Linked DNA regions of Homo sapiens: region 2 is linked to region 1. A link is an interaction called in ENCODE POLR2A ChIA-PET data of the cell type or tissue named here. Cell type or tissue: endothelial cell of umbilical vein. All regions are shown on one strand.

Region 1 (2,500 bases):
CATGATTTGTTTGTAGCTGATTTTTTAGCCAGGCATCTCAGGTTGAGAGAGAGGTCACTATATTTAATAAACTCCAAAGCACTCAATGTGTATCAGGAACAATTCTAAGCACTTTACAGATGTAAGCTCAATTAGTCCTCACAACTCTATGAAGTGGTATGATTATTATCTTCATTTAATAAGTGAGTGAGTTAGGGCATTGAGAGGTTAAGTAACTTGCCCAAGGTCAAACAACTAATAAATGGCAGAATCAAGATATTAGCAAAAGCAGTCTGGCTCCAGAGTTTATGCTATGTAACTGGTCACTTGGATTTTTTTGTGGGTCTTCAAATACTATACACAAATATATTAAAAAGTAGGGATACAAGAAATTTTTTTGAAGTTTAAATTTCATTGTTTTCTTTCAAACTTGCTGGTGTTGCTAAGTAACTTTATATGTAGGCTCATATGGAGATAAGATTAAAGTCTAAATGTGAGGCTCAAGCCAGCTATCTCTGCTGCCCTCCCCACCACCCTCCTGCCAATAGATTCTGCTTCTATCTACCCCAGGTCTACCCTAAGTTCTACTTCAAACCTAAGCTCCTTATTGCCCTTTGACTCCTGACTGGGCTTCCCTGGAAAGTTTTCATACCATTTTCCTGACCTAATTTCTCCACTCGGAACACAGCTGTTGAATTCAGTTTCCACCAATTGCCCTGATCCATCTGCGGGTCTCTCCATTCACAGAGTCTCAGTTGTCTGCTCATCGCCCTTTGTTTTGAAGCTCACCCACATCATGCCTCACTTTCAGAGCCTCTTGTCTCCTGTTTTGTTCTCCGAGGTTTTTGTCAGAGCCCAACTTATTCTCCTATTCTGGGAGCAAGGCACGTGTTTCCTGACCAACTGTCTTTTTTCTGGCCAATCTTCCATTTCTCTGGTACCAACACCTTAAGGTTCTCAACCCACACGGCATCGTGGCAAGGGGCATTTTCCTTCACACTCTGCTGTCAATGTCTTTATCTCTTGGCCTGAAACTCACCCAGCTGCTTCAAAAAGATAGGCCAGCTCTGTAATTTTCTTTATGATTTTGAATTTTAAAAATCTATCTGGGGCGGGGCACGGTGGCTCATGCCTGTAATCCCAGCACTTTGGGAGGCCAAGGTGGGCGGATCACCTGAGGTCAAGAGTTTGAGACCAGCCTTGCCAATATGGCGAAACCCCGTCTCTACTAAAAATACAAAATTTAGCCGGGCATGGTGGCATGTGCCTGTAATCCCAGCTACTCAGGAGGCTGAGGCAGGAGAATTGCTTGAACCTGGAGGCGGCGGAGATCGCAGTGAGCCGAGATCATGCCACTGCACTCCAGCCTGGGCAACAGAGTGAGACTCTGTCCAAAAAAAAAAAAAAAAAAAATCTATCTGGGGCAGAAGGTAAGAGGGTGTATGATCAAGAAAACAACTGATCATAGTGACCATTTTGTCAGCTGTGCCCACAAATTACTAACAGCTCAGACAATGCAAGTCACATTTGATCCCGTAGGATTTAAAGCAGGGGTGGGTGAACTTTTCTGTAAAAGGCCACTTAGTAAGTATTTTAGGCTTTGTGGGCTATACAGTCTCTGCGCCAGCTACTAAACTCTGCCTTTGCTGGGTGAAAGCAGCCATAGATGGAAAAAAAAATGAGTGTGGCTTTTTCCAATAAAATTTTATTTACAGAAACAGACACTGGGCTAAACTTAGCCCAGAGACCATAATTTGCCAGCCCCTAAGTCAAAGCATTAAAACACTTTGTGGTGTTTTTCAGCTTTAACATGGATTTCCATGAAATCAGAGCCCCTCTTAATTGTTTCTTAGACCATACTTCATTAACTCTTCACTTCAGTAAAAATAAAATTAAAGTAAAATAAGAAACAGGATCCCTCACATAATTTGGCATATCCTCTTAAGCATAAGAACACATCTAAGACATGACAACCATTCGCTTCCAAAAACTGATAAACATCTGCTAGCACATAGAGTGCTTCAATCAGGTACTTTTTCACTTCCACAAAGCACACCCTTTTACAAAGTGTTCACAAAGGATCTCCAGACCATGTCTTGCCAAATATAGTTTTGAGATACCAACACAAACGTTGTACAGTCATGTCAATAACTGAGTATGCAAGAAGCACATAGTGCTGAGGCCTCAAGGAACAGTGGTTTGCCAATACCTGCCCCGGTGAAAATTTTCACAATTTGGGGCATTCTTGGCTATTCTACATTGTCCCCACAAGGCTCTGAGGTGCTCATTCATCAACTCATTTTTTTCATTTGTTTAACAAATGTTTTGGAGGACTGTCTTTGGGCCAGCTATGTTGCTAGGCACTTGGAATCCAATGGCAAGGCAAAGACAGAAAGACAAAATAACTAGCTAACTAACTAACTAACTAAATAAATAAATAAATAAATAAAACCAAAAAAGCAGAAAGGCCGACAGAAAGAAGAGACAGAAAAGAAAAGGACCGGTTTCTGACTTTAAAGAG
Region 2 (2,500 bases), 78 kb before region 1:
TGTGGTGGGTGTTTAATAGATGCTGATGGAAGTTGGATTTCATTCATCTGCTCATCAAGATGTGTTTTGCTCTTTGTCCCAGCAAAACCACAGCTTTTTAAAAGATCAGGATCAGGAACAAGGTCATTAAAAATATATTTTAAAATGGAAATTAAAACAGAAAGGAGGTGTGAGGATTCTTGCCAGTCCAATCAACATGCAGTTTCTCAGTGGAGGAATCACAGAAATGCGGGCTGAGAAGGGTGTGCCTTCCTAAAAAGGGGCAGGGAGAAGGGCAGCTGGGATGGAATGTCATCCTTCCCTTAAGCACTGGATTCTCACGAACACATATCTGCCACCTGGTAATTTCACCTCACTAGCTCCATGCATCAATGTATTTAGAATCTCTTTTTTATCATAAAGTTAGCATTGCCATTAAAACAACATCTGCATTATATTTTAGAAATAAAACTTACATCATATAAATTAAAGTGAGATAATTGTGTGAAAGTGCTTTTTAAATTAAAAAGCAAAATCAAATTTTTATGTGAAAAACCCCTCTGTACTGAAAGGGATCTGCAAATAAACTAGTGCTAGCAAATATTTATAAAGTACTTTTAAGATGTGAAAATTAATCTCTGGGCCAACAAGAGAAGTGATGGATGACCACTTAGTTTAAAAACGGTCCTACAGGCATCTGCAAATGTGCACTAAAACAACCAGGTTCCAACAAGCCCTTTCCCACTGTAAAGAAACAATGGAGTTATTATTTTTGCCACTTAAGGCTCTCATCAAGATGTTATCTTCATAAGTTAATGCACATTTTTAAAAGTAAATAAACATTTCCATTAGGTTCTCCAGTTTCTCTAATTTGCTTATGGTGTTTGAGGCACAGAGAGTGAAGTATTTAAGTACTGAGATTGATTCATTTTTTTTTCCTGAATGTTTTGGATTTCTTAGCCCCTGGCTGGGGAAAACACCCATGCTAAAACAGCAATAACAGCATCACCACATCCTTTCACATCAACATGCATGATTTATCCTACGGAACAGAAGTAGCAAATAACAGCCAAGCTTCATTATTTTGCAGATTCCACATTTGCAAATGTTTCTACTAATTAACATTGGTTTTTAATCCCAAAATTAATACACAAAGCATTTTCAGACTTATTTGTGGACATGTGAGGAATGGAGAAAAATCTGAGTCACCCAATGTGCATGTTCCTGGCTGAGGTTGAACAAGGTGATGCTCTGCCTTCTTGTTTCAGCTCTCAGACTGTAAACAAGTGTCCTTTTCACAGTTGACATAGCACCACACCTTTCCCATTTTTGTGCTTTTTGTTAGTGACTTCACTGTTTAAGCAGGCCCTAAGTGTGGTGCTGAAGGGCTGTCTGGAGTTTCTGAGCACAAGAAGGCTGTGATGTGCCTTATGGAGCAAAAATGTGAGTTAGATAAGCTTCATTCAGTAATGAGCTCTACTGCTGTTGGCCATGAATTCAATGTTAATGAATCAACAACGTGTATTAAGTAAGGCATCTTTAAACAGAAACACACATAAAACAAAGTTATGTACTGATCCATTGATGAAAATGTTGTGACCAGTGGCTCACAGGAATCCAACTCCATATTTCCCCATAGAAACAACGGTTTGGCTAATTTGGTGTTTCCAGCAACTTTATAAAACATTACTACTGCAAATAATGAGAATCGACTGTATTAAGCTCTGGGTTTTTTCAATGAGAAAAATAAGACCCATGGAAGTTAAATTTTTTCTCCCAAGGTCACCTGTCCAGTTAGAAGCAGAGTAAGGGCTAAAACAGAGGAGTTTTGTTTCCAATCCAGTGATCATTTTTCTGCTTCATTCCTTCTTTCACCAACACTTTCATTATGAATGAAGATAAGGGCAATAATTTCTGCATAACGTGAGATGCTCAGATTTAGCTAGCATTTTCTTCCCCAGAGCACTGTCTTTCAAAGTGTTTAAAGCAGGCTTAATTTGACTCTTGAAGCCTCAAATGGCAAAAACTATATGACAGTTCAATTTAAGTTATAGAATTTTAATGTTTGGCTTACGATGACTCATGAATACAAGATATAGTCAGAACAGGAGACAAGACTAAACTTTTTTGAAAGTTCCCTCTGTGCCAGGCAAATGTAGCCGATTTCCACATATTATCTCATCTGATAAGAAATTAGTATGAGTTTCAGCAAATTAATTTGCCTACTATTATACCTTTTAGACAAGATGCGGTTTCTAAGAAAATGGATCATACATTTTTTTAAAGAAATATGCCTAACAAGTATGCCTAACGAATAGAGATATGGACTCAAAACTTACCTGACTCTTTCCTATTAGCAGCTAAAAATAAAAACACAAAATAAAAAAATCAACAATATCAAGTTCTGGCAAGGATTTGGAGCAATTGAAATCTTCATACCTTGCTATTAAAAAAATGTTGTAGCCACTTAGGAAAAACAGTTTGATGTTTCTTATAAACAAACACTTAATATATGACAAAA

What was found. Peaks named below come from ENCODE experiments on the same cell type or tissue, not always from the same donor. Only the 100,000 strongest peaks of a DNase experiment are listed, where the experiment ranks them.
Region 2: POLR2A ChIA-PET joins it to region 1 with 6 read pairs; 2 of 35 experiments call an interaction of 5 or more read pairs at or near these places.

The regions. Positions count from the first base shown.
Region 1 is chr3:101,049,561-101,052,060 of GRCh38, forward strand. No RefSeq gene overlaps it. Among named protein-coding and RNA genes, the nearest start is that of ABI3BP, 57 kb to the left of the region's middle. In endothelial cell of umbilical vein, no CTCF peak of the experiment used is centred here; no DNase peak of the experiment used is centred here.
Region 2 is chr3:100,971,737-100,974,236 of GRCh38, forward strand. All of the region lies in intron 1 of ABI3BP (ABI family member 3 binding protein), which reads right to left. Among named protein-coding and RNA genes, the nearest start is that of ABI3BP, 20 kb to the right of the region's middle. In endothelial cell of umbilical vein, no CTCF peak of the experiment used is centred here; DNase peaks (open chromatin) are centred at 875 and 1,375.